2 separate regions of the Homo sapiens genome follow, and region 2 is linked to region 1. A link is a loop called in an ENCODE intact Hi-C map of the cell type or tissue named here. Cell type or tissue: heart right ventricle. All regions are shown on one strand. Each heading gives the region's core, and the rest is flanking DNA. Links, peaks and the distances in the headings are about the cores only.

Region 1 (7,997 bases), core at 1,346-5,345:
GAGCCCTGGCCCCTGCCTTGGGCCAGGTTTGGCAGAGGGGGCCCTGGCTGGAAACTGGAGGCAGATGGAGGGGAGCTGGGGTTGCGGGCTGGCCGTGTCCCCTAACCCCTACACAGCCCAGCTCTGCTCCTGCTCCGCCTGGGTGTTCTGCAGGCTGGGGTGGAGGTGCTCCAGGACTACCCCACAGCCCGGGGCCACACACCCCTGGAGCGATCCCTATCTCTGTCTGCGCCCTGGCCTCCTTCCTGCCAAGACCCTGACTGAGTCAATAGGCTTGACTTTCATAAACTGGCCAACAAGATTGAGACCACACTTGGAGTGGAAGATGGGGCCGTCTTAAGCCCTTGCCCCCTGCACGGGTCAGCCTGTGGCCAACGTTCTGGGCCGAGCCTCCTCCTCTTGCTCCACGCTCTTCCCACCCTGAGAGGGGCCTGGTCTGGGTGGGTCTCCTGGGACCCCCAGTGTTCGAACATGACCTGAAAAGCAGAAATGGAGGCTGAAGCCTTGGCGAGGAGGCCAGCACTTCCCAATCTCACCTTCCACAGCTGATGTGCAGGGCCGGGGGAGTGTTGGTAATCCTCCCAGGACACACGTGTCTGCATTTAAGGGTGTGCCTGACATGAAAGGAGATTTATTCAATGATGTTTGCTAAAGACTGGAAGCGGACTACTCAGGACCAGTGCGGTGGGTGCTGGGACCAGGGCAGTGGGATTTTGCAGTGGTGGAGAGAGATTTAGGCTCCACTCTGAATATGGCTCCAGCAAGTGGGATTTGATAGCCCAGGAGCAGAGTGGGGTCCTCGGATGGAACATCACTAAGAACAAACAGCAGGGGTGGGGGGTTCTGGCTGAAGGGAGGCAGGGTCATTCGTCATCACCTGGGTGCCCGAGGACGAGCAGGCTGCCCTGACGAGGATGATCAGATACGGGGCGGGGCAGTTCTGGCTGAAGTCACTTAGCAGTGTTCTTGCTAAAACCGGATTTTGCAAGGAAGTGTGCAGGTGGCCTAGAAGGTTCAAGGGCCTGATAGAGTTTGGCCAAGCAAAGAATCTCGTCACTGAGAATTAGAATCAAGGGCAGGTGGCTAAATAGTGCCTTGTAGATTCTCTCCAGCTTTTGCGGCCCCTCCCTCCACATCCTGCTCTGGGTAGCCCCTATCCTGCAGCCATGACCCAGATTCCTGAAGAGGGGATGACTACACAGGGGCCTGGATGCTGGGTGGCGGCCTCAGGGGCGGGAGGCACCGGGAGAGGCCTGGCCGGAGAGCCCCAGGGACCCAGGTCAGGTCAGGACCCAGTGTGTAGCGGAGCTTGGGCTCATGAGGTCAGAGCTGGAGCCACTGCACATCGTCTCCCAGGGCCGGGGCTCCCAGAGGACATGCAGTGTCTGCAGTTTTCTGGGGTGCCCCCGTCCTCCGCGTGGCACTCTGCGTGTTGGGGGGCCTATTGCGAGCTGCTCATCCTGGCTTCTTGGGAGCAGCGTGGCCTGAGCAAGGGAGGCTGCCCAGGACCGGCGCCTGTGGGGCGGGGCTGGTCACAGGGTCTTGGTCCCCGAGGGCTGATTCCTGCTGAATGCTTCAATGGCCAAGGGTGGATCCCTCTCCTTCCAGCCTGAGGCTGTTTCAGGAAGAAACAGTCAGGCCCCGGCAGGTTTCCCTGCCCAAGGGGAGAGTCTGAGGAGGGGCCGACTCGGCAGGTGGAGCAGGGGGCCACTTTCATCGAGTTTGTGTTCAGAACTCACTCCAGGGTCCTTTTCTTTTGGGGCCAGGCAGGCAGCACCGTGTGGGACATTATTAGCAAGGAGAGGAGGGGCCCGGGAGAGCTCACAGGGCGTTTTGGGAGCTCCGTAGACAGGCAGGTCCTGAGGACTTTTGGAAAGGATAGAACAAGGTCCCGGGCAGCTTTGTGGTGGTCGAGAGCGAGGGAGGAGGTGGCCTCCCTGAGCGTGGATGGCTGGATGCAGGCCCCAGACCCAGGGGCAGAGGCCGAGAAGGGAAGGCGGGGGCCCAGGGACCACACTTGGCAGGGTGGAGGGGGCAGGGGGAGCCACTTGCTGGGGAAACTTCACCGGATGATCTGGGCTGAGGACGCGCGAGTGTGGAAGAAACGGCGCCTCCCCCGTGCCAGATGCTGCCCACCACCGGCACAGGGCCAGAGTTGGGGTCAGCAGGGCAGCCGTGTGCCCCCAGTGGGAGCTTGGAGGTCACGGAGGAAATGCGAGACCAGATGCAGGCAGGGGAGTCCTCCGGAGCCTGCAGGAGGGGGCCGCTGGCTCAGGGGCACCGGGAGACCCCCACATGGACAGGGTGGAAAGGGCTTTCTTCAAAGCCAGGATCTTGTCCCCATCACAGCGTCCCGCTACGCATTGGGAGCGCTTGCTGCCAGGAGGCTCCCCAGTCCCGCAGCAGCCCCTCAGCGGCTGCCCTCCAAGGAAGGGGCGCACAGACACTCCAGGGCTCCACAGCGCGCGGGCCAGGGGCCCCATCTACCCCCGGGGCAGCGGGACTGGGCGTGAGCCCGGCCTGGGACACAGCCCCTGCGACTGCACCATTGTTAGGGGCCTTCTCGGAGCTGGCAGACCTAGAACCAGGCCTAGGGGGTGGGGGTGTGCCTGGATGTGTGTTGCGGGGGTCTGAACCCTTAGTTAGGACCGGGGGCCCTCCTTTCCACTTCGTGCAGTCCCTGGGGTCTGGGGCATCCTAGCCATGCGTGGGGCCTCCCTGCTGGGATTGGAGACCCCCTGACAGCTGGGGCTGGTCCCAGCATTTTCGCTCTTCCCCCAGAAGGACTCAGATGCAGGGTCTTCTCTGCTCCCCGTCACACAGAGGGTGGCACCCCCGATGGGAACTCTCATTTATCACCAAACCAGAAGATAATGGAGAAACTGACAGAGAAGGGCTGCAAGCAGCTACCGCAGGGCGGTGTGTGGATGCAGATGGGATGGGCAGATGGAGGCGGGGGCCAGCATCGCTGCCTTCTTGCCCCTCCCAGAGGACCCCAGGTCCCCAGCTCGGGCGCCCCACCAGACTGGTAACACCTGCGTCTGCTGTTTGGCACCGGGGGATGAATCACTTGCTTTTCTTTCAACAGTGTTCTGTAGTTTCCAGTCTACAAGTCTTACACTTTTGGGTTAAATTTATTCATAATTATTTTATTATTTTTGATAATATTATAAATGGAATTGTTTACTTAATTTTACTTGAATTGTTCCTTGCTGGTGTATAAGTAGACATCTCATTTTTTTTAGTTGACCTCGTATGGTACAATCTCTTTGAACTCATTTATTATCACTGATGGTTTGTCTTTTTTTTTTTTTTTTTGAGCTTTCATTAAGGTTTTCTATAGATAAGATCATGTCAAGACACCCTCAGACCACAGGGCGGCGCCACCAGCCCGGCCGAGTGCAGCTGGAGCGCCGACGTCCCCGAGGATACACAGTGCTGAGGCAGAACGCAGGTTCGTCACAGTGGGCCTCCGTGGGCGGCGCCGCACGCTCGTCACAGTGGGCCTCCGCCGGCTACGCCGCTGCTTCAGTGGCTTGCAGGCACTTTCCTCTTGGAAGTGGCGACTGCTGCGGGGCTGAGCGGTGCTCGCACGCGTCTCGGGAGCCAGGTTGGCGGCGCGATGAGGCGCAGCAAGGCCGATGTGGAGCGGTACGTCGCCTCGGTGCTGGGTCTCACCCCGTCGCCTCGACAGGTGAGTGGGTCTGGAAGAGAGCGGCGGCCTCGACCCGGCCGGGCGGCGGCGGCCTCGACCCGGCCCGGCGGCGGCCTCGATGGGTCAGGGGTCATGGCTCCCGACGGGCGCTGCTCCCTGGCGCGCTCTGTTGAGGCGGCGGCCTCCACCCGGCCCGGCGGCGGCCTCGATGGGTCAGGGGTCATGGCTCCCGACGGGCGCTGCTCCCTGGCGCGCTCTGTTGAGGCGGCGGCCTCGACCCGGCCCGGCGGCGGCCTCGATGGGTCAGGGGTCATGGCTCCCGAGGGCGCTGCTCCCTGGCGCGCTCTGTTGAGGCGGCGGCCTCGACCCGGCCCGGGGGCGGCCTCGATGGGTCAGGGGTCATGGCTCCCGAGGGCGCTGCTCCCTGGCGCGCTCTGTTGAGGCGGCGGCCTCGACCCGGCCCGGCGGCGGCCTCGATGGGTCAGGGGTCATGGCTCCCGAGGGCGCTGCTCCCTGGCGCGCTCTGTTGAGGCGGAGGCCGGCTAGCGCAGTCCTGTGGGCGGCGTGGCGCTTGCAAGCGCAGGAAGAGTCCTGGGGGGACCGCGGCGGGCGGGAGACCTTTGGCGCCGGCTCTTCCTCTTTCTCCCGGTTTGTTCCCGACGGTGCTCGCTCGTGGGCTCGCCCTGGCCCGGGCTTTCTGGCCCCGTAGTACCCGCGCGGCCTAGTTCTCGGGGGCTTGGGCACCCGGGTGCTGTATCGGCGGGTTTCTTCCCATGTCCTGGACATTTACTTTATATGCCGCGGCGGAGGTCGTACCTCCTTGGCCTGGAGGAACCCAGTGGGGACTGACGCAGCTCCGGGTGAGCTTTGGCGGCTGCGTCGAGTGACAAGGTAGGCATCTCAGCGTGGACATTTGCAATGGCCCGATGGCACAAATGACACGGAAAGTCCCCTTGTTTTGAGTATGAGGTGTTTGTCGCTGTCCCTTTGTAAGGGTCCAGCTCCACTCCACTCCTCATACTCACCTCCCTCGCCCCCCTCCCCGCCCGGAACACTTTGGTAGCTGCCTTTGCTTAAAAAAAAAAAATTCTAAAGTTCTTACAAATCGTTAGTATGGCTTACAATTTTTAACCTTTTCCACAAGTGTTTTTAGGGTATTTTTCCTCTTTACAGGTAAATAATGTGATCTATTTTGGATTCAATAAGACTTTAGTCATTGGATCTAAAGAGTGACGGAAGAAGCTATTAAAGGTGGATGTGCGCAGAATCTTGAGTCAGTTTGCTTTGGCTTGAATAATCACAGCACTGTCGTTTATAAGCTGGGTATTTGGGGCCACTTACACTTTTCATCCATAGATGGAGTTGTAACATTGATAGAATTTGATAGGATGATCCATTTTAAACATTTAGGTTATTGCTTGACACATAGCACTAAATGTTAGCTACAAGTCACTTTTTATTGTTGATGTTAAAAGGATATTGGCCGGGCGCAGTGGCTCACGCCTGTAATCCCACCACTTTGGGAGGCCGAGGAGGGCGGATTGCCTGAGGTCAGGAGTTCGAGACCAGCCTGGCTAACATGTTGAAACCTTGTCTCTACTAAAAATACAAATAAAGTTAGCCGGACGTGGTGGCGCACGCCTGTAGTCCCAGCTACCTGGGAGGCTGAGGCAGGAGAGTCGCTTGAACCCGGGAGGCGGAGGTTCTAGTGAGCCGAGATCGCGCTACTGCACTCCAGCCTGGGCGACAGAGGGAGACTCCAGAAAAAAAAAAAAAAAACCAGAAACTCACGGATGACCATGATTATAATAGTAGCATAATTGTGTCTCTTATCATAACTAAGCATAGGTTATCTTATTTTGCGCTTCCAGCAACCCTGTGGATATTGAGACCTGTAGAGATTTAAGATACTTGTTCAGGGTCAAATGGGTAGTGCAGCAGAATTTTGGCAGTGGGTCTGATTTAGTTTCTCTTGGGAACAGTGCAGTAAGTTACAGTCTATTCCTCCAGAGAAGGATAGATATCTACTTGTACGTTGTAATTTCAAACTGCTAGCATAGTATAAATATGAATGTGATGGTAAGAGTCTAAAACAGACCTTAATTGAGGGTTCCTGTAACTCCTGAAATTAAAGACTTTAATTTTTGTGTTATTTTATTTTTTTTGAGGTGGGGTCTCACTCTGTCACCCAGCTGGATGCAGTGGCACTATCTCGACTCACTGCAGCTTCCGCCTCCCCAGCTCAAGCGATCCTCCCACCTCAGTCTCCCGAGTAGTTGGGACCACAGGTGTACCCACCACACCCGCTGTTTTGTTTTGTTTTGTATTTTTGGTAGAGACTGGGTTTCACCATGTTGCCCAGGCTGTTCTTGAACTCCTGGGCTCAAGTGATTTCCCCGCCTCCACTTCCCAAAGTGTTGGGATTATAGGCGTGAGCCACTGCACCGGCCATTATTTTGTTTTTGAGACAAGGTCTCTTTCTGTCTCCCAGGCTGGAGTGCTGTGGCGGGATCGTGGCTCACTGCAGCGTTGACGTCCTGGGCTCAATCCGTCCTCCCACCTTAGCCTCCTGGGTAGCTGAGACTACAGGCATGCGCCACCATGCCCGGCTTTTTTCTTTAATGTAGAGACGGGGTCTTACCATGTTACCCAGGCTGGTCTCCAACTCCTGGGCTCAAGTGATCCTCCCGCCTTGGCCCCAAGTGCTGAGATTACAGGTGTGAGCCACTCTGCTCAGCCTGATTTTTTTTTTAAACAAGCTTAAAAAAAAAAAAAAGCAACCTTAGAGCCTTTCTGAGATTCTTAGTGGGGACCTTGGCTTCCAAAAGATTAAAAACCACTGGTCTAGACAGAAGTCAGAATGTTCTTTCAACTACATAACTTCTCCATTAAATAAAGTGGAGTGGTAGCAACATTTTGACGATTGGTTATTATGACCACCTCTCTTACACTTAGAGTCTTTTTTTCCCCCCCAAATTTAAAGTCATTTACATTAGAACCTGGGGATTTCAGCGGAATATGGATTAACTAGTGAGTAACTGGAACATGTGAAGCTATTCTGTAAAGTTAGGTTTGAGTGAAATGACAAAACAGGGTGCTTTGGATAGAAGGTAAAGAATGGAGGGAGAAGAGGCAGTGGCTGTGAAGAATATGAAGAGGTTAGTATTCTCCCCCAGTTTGGCAGAGGCTGGCCATCTGTGAACTGCCCATGCCTTCTAGAATGTCGGAGTTTTGGTGTGTGATGATGCGTCTGTATATCATATCTTTCTAGTCTTCCATTGTGCTTTCATTTGTTAGTCTTCTCTTGTTTTGCCATTTTTCTACTCCCTCACATGTGCTTTTGCCCTTCTTAAAAATATTCTTCGTCTGTAATCCGAGCACTTTGGGAGGCCGAGAGACCAGCCTGACCAATATGGTGAAAATCTGTCTCTATTAAAAATACAAAAATGAGCCGGGCGTGGTGGCAGCGCCTGTAGTCCCACCTACTCGGTAGGCTGAGACAGGAGAATTGCTTGAACCCTGGAGGCAGAGGTTGTGGTGAGCAGAGATTGCGCCACTGCACTCCAGCCTGTGTGACAGAGCGAGACTCTGTCTCCAAAAAAGAAAAAAGGAAAAAAATATAATTCTTTCTCTAGTTTTTCTTTTTCCCGATGGCTTCTGTTTAGTTTTTCTATGTTCTGTCAAGTCGATTTCTTATTCTGCAGCTGATTCCTACTTCTCAAAGTCTACTTGACAGCTCTTATTTTTATTTATTTGTTTTTTAGAATAGGGTCTTGCTGTGTTGCTCATCAAATTTTTGGGCGTAAATGATCCTCCTACCTCTGTTTCCTGAGTACTTAGGACTACAGGCAGGCACCTTTGACAGCTGTTAGTTGTTTTTTCTGCCCTTTACATCTATACTTCATACTTCTGAGTAACACACATATATACTTTTGTTATTTTTAATTCCCTTTCTCCCATTTTAGACATTTTCTTTTCTTTTCTTTTTTTTTTTTTTTTTTTTTTGAGACGGAGTCTGGCTCTATCGTCCAGGCTGGAGTGCAGTGTCGCGATCTCGGCTCACTGCAAACTCTGCCTCCGGGGTTCACGCCATTCTCCTGCCCCAGCCTGTAGCTGGGACTACAGGCACCCGCCACAACACTCGGCTAATTTTTTAGCATTTTTAGTAGAGACGGAGTTTCACCGTGTTAGCCAGGATAGTCTCAATCTCCTGACCTCATGATCCGCCCGCCTCAGCCTCCCAAAGTGCTGGGATTACAGGCGTGAGCCACCGCGCCCGGCCCCATTTTAGACATTCTGTACTGGCTATTATGCTCCTCCAAAACTGTCCTCAGACACTTTG
Region 2 (7,997 bases), core at 1,829-5,828, 310 kb after region 1:
CATTTTGGCAAATGCTTTTTCTACAACTATTGAGATACTCATAGCATTTTTGAGTTTCTGTCCTATTCATATGATGTATTACATTAATTTTCAGGTGTTAAACCATCTTTGCATTCCCAGGATAAATCCTGCTTGGTCCTGGTGTATAATTCTTTTCATATGTTGCTGGATTTGGTTTGCTAGTATTTTGTTGAGAACATTTGCTTCCATATTCATGAAAGATATTGGTCTGTAGTTTTCTCATGTTGTCTTTGGTCAGTTTGAGCATCAGGGTAATTCTGACCTCATAAAATGTGATGGGAAGTGCCTTCTTCTATTTTTGGGAAGAATTCATGAAGAATTGGCACTAATCATTCTTCTTTTTCTTCTCTTTCTCTTCCTTCCTTCCTTCCTTCCTTTCCTTCTCCTCCTTCTCTTCCGTCTTTTCCGTCTCCCTCCTCCACCCTCCCTCCTCCTCCCTCCTTCCTCTTCCTCCTCCTTCTCCTCTTCTTCTTCTCCCTCTTTCTCCCTTCTCCTTCTCCTCCCTTCTCCTTCTTTTTGAGACAGGGTCTCACTCTGTTGCCCAGGCAGGAGTGCAGTAGTGTGATCATGGCTCACTGCAGCCTTGACCTCCTGGGCTCAAGCAATCTTCCTGTCTCAGCCTCCTCAGTAGCTGGGACTACAGGTGTACACCACCATGCCTGGCTAATTTTTTAATTTTTTTTTTTGTAGAGAAGGGATTTCGCCATGTTGCCCAGGCTGGTCTCGAACTCCTGAGCTCAAGTGATGCACTTGCCTTGGCCTCCCAAAGTGCTAGGATTGCAGGCATAAGCCACTGCACCCAGGCTAATTCTTCTTTAAATGTTTAGTAGAGTTCAATGGTGAAGTCATCTGGGCCTGGACTTTTCTGTGTAGGTAGTTTTTACAAATTACTAATTGAATCTTATCACTTACTATGAGTCTATTCAGATTGCCTATTTATTCTTGAGTCAGTTTTGGTAGTTTTTATCTTCCAGGAATTTGTCCATTTCATGTAAGTTGATTTACTGACAAAATGTTATTCATTATATTCACATATTCCCTCTCCTTTTTTGCTCTTTGTTTTCTGTATGTCTTATCTTCTTTGTTCCTCCACTGCTGTCTCCTGTTTTGTTCAAAAAATTTAGTAGTTTACCATTTTAATTCCTTTCCCATTTCTTTTAGTACATTTTTTAAAAGTTATTTTCTTAGTGTTGCCTTGGGGTCTACCAATAATGCCTTATTTTATTTATTTATTTATTTATTTTTTTGAGACAGAGTCTCACTCTGTTGCCCAGGCTGGAGTGCCATGGCACAATGGCGGCTCACTGCAACCTCTGCCTCCTGGATTCAAGCAATTCTCCTGCCTCAGCTTCCTGAGTAGCTGGGGTTACAGGCGCGTGCCACCACGCCCGGCTAATTTTTGTATTTTTAGTAGAGACGGGGTTTCACCATGTTGGTCAGGCTGGCCTCAAACTCCTGACCTCGTGATCCACCCACCTCGGCCTCCCAAAGTGCTGGGATTACAGGCGTGAGCCACCGCACCTGGCCAATAATACCTTAATTTATAAGATTTTAGTTCTGAGTAAAACCAATTTTAATAGTATGCAAAACACTTGCTCCTGTATGGCTTCTCTCCTCCTCTCCTTTATGCTGCTATTGTCACGAGTTGTATTTTTACACATTATATGCCCATCAACTTAGATTTATCAATAATACATGTTTCTTTTAAATATACTAGGAGAAAAAAAGAGTTACAAACAAAAATACATTTATACTGTCTTTTATATTTGGCTAGTTATCTTTACTGGTACTGTTTTATTTCTTCAAATGTATTCAAATTACTGTTTAGTGTTCTTTAATTTCAGCCCAAAGTACTTACTTTAGTTTTGTTTTTTTTGTTTGTTTGTTTGTTTTTGAGATGGAGTTTTGCTCTTGTTGCCAGCTGGAGTGCAATAGCACTGTCTCAGCTCATTGCAACTTCTGCCTCCTCAGTTCAAGCGATTCTTCTGCCTCAACCTCCTGAGTAGCTGGGATCACAGTTGCTCACCACCACGCCTGGCTACTTTTTGTATTTGTAGTGGCGACGGGGTTTCACCATGTTGCCCAGGCTGGTCTCGAACTCCTGACCTCAGGTGATCTACCCGCCTCAGCCTCCCAAAGTACTGGGATTACAGACGTGAGCCACCGCACCTGGCCTACTTTAGTATTTCTTGCATGGCAAAACTACTAACAACAAATTCAGTTTTTATCTCAACTGTCTGTATTTCTATTCATGTTGAATGGATAGTTTGCTTGGATATAGAATTCTTGACTGACGGTTTTTCTTTCAGTACTTTAAATATATCATCCCATTGCCTTCTTACCACCATAGTTTCTGAGGGGGAAAAATTAGTTGTTAATGTTACAGAGGATTTTTACTAGGCAATGAGTCACTTCTCTCTTTCAAAACTCCATCTTTGGTTCTGGTTTTCCATCATTTGATTATGATGTTTCAGTACAGATCTCTTTGAGTTTATCTTATTTGGAGTTTGCTAATCTTTCTGCTTAGGTAGACTGTTTTTTGTCAAGTTTGAAAAGTTTTCAACCACTATTTATTCAAGTATTTTTCTTCCTCTCTCTTCTTCTTCTCGTACTCTCACCGTGTGTGTCTGTATGCTTGAGGTTGTTCCACAGGTCTCTGAGATTCTGTTAATTTTTCTTCATTCTATCTTCTTTTTGTTCCTCACACTGAATAATCTCAATTGACCTATATTCAGATTCACTGATTTTCTTCTACCTGCTCAGATCTGCTCTTGAGCACCCTCTAATAAATGTTTTGTCTCAGTTATTGTACTTTTCAATATAAGAATTTTCATTTGGTTCATTTTTATCATTGCTATCTCTATTGACATTATTTGGTCAAACATCATTCTCATACTTTTGCATTTATACTTTTTTAGCTCATTGAATACTTACAAAACAGCTTACAGTTTTTGTCTAGTAAGTCAAACATCTGGTCTTTCTCAGGAACATTTTGTTTTGATGCTCTTTTTTTTCTTGTGAGAGATACACTGTCATTTCTTTGCTTATGTCATAATTTTTTGGTAAATACTAGACATTTTAAATAATATAATGTGGTAACTCTGAAAACCAGTTCCTTCCCCTTCAATGGTTTGCTGTTGTTACTACTTGTTGTAGTAGTTGTTTAGTGAGTTCTCTAAACTAATTCCGTAAAGTCTGTATATTTTGTGATATGTGGTCACTGAAGTCTCTACTCAGTTATGTAATGGTTAGACAATTATTGGACAGAGACTTTCTTAACCTCTCGGAACCAGTAAATCTCCCAGTCTTTGCCGAGGTGCTTGTGTGTATGGTGGGGCACACCTTCAGCACTCATTCAGGCAGTTTACAACTAACTCTGCCTTAGCCTTCACTTCTTGTTTGTGGTCTTTGCTGAGCATGCAGAGCCCTATGCATGCATGTGACCTTTTAGATTCCTGTAAGTATGTTGAAGGTTTTTCAAAGGCCTTATGGTCATCTCATTCTTTAGACTTTCCTTTTAAGGTTTTTGGTCAGTCTGTTGTTTGCTTTGAATGTTATTTTTTGCTTTAGGCAGCTGTGACATTAAAAAACATGCCTGTGAATATTTTTAATAAGTATCCCCTGGAAAGAGGCATTTAGCACTGGGAAAGCTGTGACTCAGGTCAAATAAAGACAAGCCTTTCCAGCAGACTCCACTGAACCCCAAGAAAATCTCCACTTATCAAATGAAGAAACAGAGAACTGGAATTATGACCATGTAGAAACAAGAATTTGGAAGCTGAAAAGACAATGAAGTCATATGAAATGACGTAGCAAGTGGTCACCAAAGTATATAAAATGTATTTCAAGTTTTGATGCCCAGTCCAACCCTTCTGTGGCATCTCTTTCCCCCTGACAATAAGGACCAGAGGTGAGAAAAACAAACTAGGAGGCAGTCTTCAACCCTGGTCTGAGGGAACTGTAGCCAGTGACACTTTCCTGGTCCTCCATTTCCTCATTTGTAAGATGATCTTAGAGGCTCTTTCCAGCTTTAAAGTTTTAAAATATACCAAAATAACTGTTTTTCCAGGGCAGTGCTGTGTGAATTATTTTTAAGTTTTTTTCTTCATCCCCAAATTTGTTTAGTGGCATTTGGTAAGTAAATTTATAAAATCTGTAAAGGGAAGAATTAGAGAAAAGAAAAAAAGATTAGAACTCTTCAAGAGACATTACTTTGGCACCACCTGCTGGATAGCTTTCACATTTTTTCCTGTGCATAAACTTCCATTGCAGCTTCTTGTTTTTTCAAAATGATTTTAAGGAAATACTGTCAAAATTATTTACATCTGAAATCAGATATAAATCAGGTCAGCCTCTGACCAGATGTAAATATCAGGTCACCTCTGTTAATGTAGCTGTACATTCCCTATCACTTAAGGGGCATAAAACTTGCTCTGGGTAACTTCATCTTAATACAAGTGAATCAATCCTGGAATGTGTTTGAATTTCATATGCCATTTGTTTCAATTGAGTCTCAGTCACCCCTCAATCATTGCTGTACCTTTCACATTAACCTTAGCTGCCTCCTGAAGGCTATGCACCAGGCACTTTAGATACATTGTCTTACTTAACCTTCTCTAACAAGCAAACAGCACTTTGTTAACCGAAACTCCTCTCTCCTCAGGACTTCGAGGACAACCCTTCTAGGATGATTCCCACCAGTATTATACCAGCCTTGCCACCTGCCAGGATGGTAAACTATCAAATTATTTAACCTCTCTCTCAGTTTTCTAATCTATGAACCAAGGGAACTAATACTTCATTGGCTACTGTGAGAATACAGTGGTTACCAAAGCCTGGCACTCTGCAAGTGCTCCCAAGTCTGCCAAAATGGTCATCAGTCTTATGACAACAGCCCTTCCTTTCCCTCTGGGACTATCCATCTTGTCCCTCTCACTCCTCACATGTCAAAGGTGGGAGAATGTCCATGAAGAAAATTCTCCATGTCCCATCTACTTACAGCAAGATGGATTTTTTAAATTAATTAAGATTAAGCTGTGAACCAAGACACACTTTTCTAGATTTTCTGATACATAGTCTAAGGCACTATTATTATTATTATTATTATTATTATTATTATTATTATTGAGAGTCTCGCTCTGTCGCCCAGGCTGGAGTGCAGTGGCACAATCTCGGCTCACTGCAAGCTCCGCCTCCCAGATTCACGCCATTCTCCTGCCTTAGCCTCCCGAGTAGCTGGGACTACAGGTGCCTGCCACCATGCCCAGCTAATTTTTTTCTATCTTTAGTAGAGATGCGGTTTCACTGTGTTAGCCAGAATGGTATCGATCTCCTGACCTCGTGACCCACCCATCTCGGCCTCCCAAAGTGCTGGGATTACAGGTGTGAGCCACTGCGCCTGGCCAAGGCACTATTATTTTTACATATTTATGTTGAATATGTTTCTTAGAAAATTAGGGGTAAAAATTAGGCCCTAGGGTATGGTGGGTCCGCAAGATGGAAATAAACCCCGGGTGTCTGAGGGACATGTGGAGGAGGGTGGCCCTTCCCACCTCTATACCTACTGAAGAATTGTCACATGAGCAAGAAATAAACTTTTTGTCTTAAGTTTCTGAAAGGCTAAAATCAAGTTGTGACCACAGCCTGGCTGAGCCTCAACACTAACCATGTATGCCACCCCAGTGCTTTTCCACTCAATCCTTTCTCTACTTTTTTTTTTTTTTTTTTTTTGAGACGGAGTCTCGCTCTGTCGCCCAGGCTGGAGTGCAGTGGCCCAATCTCAGCTCACTGCAAGCTCTGCCTCCCGGGTTCACGCCATTCTCCTGCCTCAGCCTCCCGAGTAGCTGGGACTACAGGCGCCCGCCACCACGCCCGGCTAATTTTTTGTATTTTTTTTTTAGTAGAGACAGGGTTTCACCATGTTGGCCAGGATGGTCTCGATCTCCTGACCTTGTGATCCACCCACCTTGGCCTCCCAAAGTGCTGGGATTACAGGCGTGAGCCACTACGCCCGGCCTTTTTTTTTTTAAATTATCTTTATTTCAAAATAATAATTAATTATGTAATTATTTATGTAATTAAGAATTATGTAATTACTTAATTCTGTAACTTTACAGAAAAGTTGGAAGATAGAATGCATTTTTTCTGAACCATGAGAGTAAGTTGCTCTACCTTATTTTTACATAGATAAGCATTCACATATGTGCCACTGCATCACAGTTCTTATAAGTATTTTTATTATAAATTCTTCATAATTTAATGGCTATACAATATCTCATAAAGTAGCTGGTTAAACCATAATTCACTTAACTATGATATTGTTTGTCTCTAATTTTATTTCTACTTTAATATTATAATAAACACTTTTGTGGAGAAACTTTATTCTGTATTTTGAATCATTTTTTAAAATATCACCAGAATTGACATTATTCAAAGGTTATAAACACATTGTTGAACTTTTCACAAAAAAGGAAATCAACTATATTACCATCATTAATAAGTGTGCTCATTTCATCAGACTTTGAAAGCAAAAGGATTTTACAAATATACCATAGTACAAACTTATGTTAATTTGATTTTTTAAACTATCCCCTATCTTTTGTTTTGCATTTCTTTACTACTACTGAGGTTGAGCACTTTTCCATGTTTGATTAGCTGTGCCTCCTGTTTTAAGAATTTTATGTCCTGCCATCTATTGGAGTCTATATATGTCTATATGTCCTACAGATTTATATAATCTAGCACCAATAAATACTATCAAGAATCAATCATTCAAATTCAGAGCATTTTTATTAAAAGAACAAAATATTAAGGCACAAAATACATCAATTTTTCAAATGAAAACCCTTCAAACGGTTATGTCCTACATTCAACGAAACTTCTTCCAAATTACGGAATAATTTAACTTTTTAAAATAGAAAAATACAAGTTCTTAAATGCCTAAAATTTCTCCCCAAATAAATGTTTTCTTAGTTTTAATGAAGTCTCTTCATGCAGTACTGAGCTCCAATATTATAATGTACACTTCCTTAAAAATCTAGTTTTGCCACTTATATACATTCAATATGTTTAACCAGTATATTAACCAGTATATTAACCAATATGTTAAACTTCTTTTAAGTATAAGGCTTGGTATTTTGTATTGCTTATTGCATGCTTTGATCATACAAAGACACAAGTACCAGAACTAGTGATTATAAATCTAGCATAGCATCTGTCAACTTTAGTCATGTACAGCCTAGTGCAACAGACTCGAACTTTTTTTTAAAAAAAGGATACATAACTCAAAATGTATATGTACATTTTTTATACTTTCAGCTTGACAGTATAGTAATGTAAACATTGTACTGTAATACAAGGGGAAAAGGTGGTATTTTCTACAGGATGTGTAAGTTAAAATATTATTTTCTTTACAAGAAAAATATGGGAACATTCTATCATCTCTCAGGCTTAAAAAATTCACATATTCACATATTTTTCCTTATTTTTACAATAAAATTAATTGCTATCTAAAGCAGATATTTAAATACTAATCTAAATCAAATCATGAAAATTCCCTTTTAAGCAAATTTCACACATCGTATGAATGAATGGCATAACCAGAACACTTAAGCATTTTGCCTAGAAAAACATCAAACCAGACCCGTATCCTCACTAACAGTGAGACCCACCCTGATGGGGGCATGCTAAAAGTAAACTGATTTGAGTGCCTCAGAGGCCCTGATGGCCAGTTTCAGGAAACTGTGCAGAAACAGGGATGATGAGCTGCTCAGTAGCCCTAGGTATAACTTCTCCTGGTGTCCTTCCTGTGAACTACAGCTATGGCACTAGAGCACCCCTCTTGCGTATGTAAGGGGCCTAAGAAGACCCTTCATAGAAATACTCGATCCAGGTCATCAGTCATCAAGAGATGGCACAAATATTACTGAAGGTGACAGACAGCACATGCCCTTCTAGTAACAGTATTTGTAATGAGG

What was found. Peaks named below come from ENCODE experiments on the same cell type or tissue, not always from the same donor. Only the 100,000 strongest peaks of a DNase experiment are listed, where the experiment ranks them.
Region 2: it touches region 1 in a loop (8-fold over the local background); 23 of 110 quality-filtered maps call a loop at or near these places.

Annotation. Positions count from the first base shown.
Region 1 is chr2:112,429,079-112,437,075 of GRCh38, reverse strand. RGPD8 (RANBP2 like and GRIP domain containing 8) reads left to right here and starts at 3,431. Exons shown (of 23, transcript NM_001164463.1): 1 at 3,431-3,694. The coding sequence starts at 3,623. RefSeq lists an enhancer at 1,865-2,843. In heart right ventricle, for the core only: a CTCF peak has its summit at 3,360; a DNase peak (open chromatin) is centred at 3,395; H3K4me3 peaks cover 2,270 bases; H3K27ac peaks cover 1,629 bases.
Region 2 is chr2:112,118,109-112,126,105 of GRCh38, reverse strand. It overlaps TMEM87B (transmembrane protein 87B), which reads right to left. Exons shown (of 19, transcript NM_032824.3): 19 at 6,792-7,997. Among named protein-coding and RNA genes, the nearest start is that of FBLN7, 16 kb to the left of the region's middle. In heart right ventricle, for the core only: a CTCF peak has its summit at 4,248 (motif pointing left); no DNase peak of the experiment used is centred there.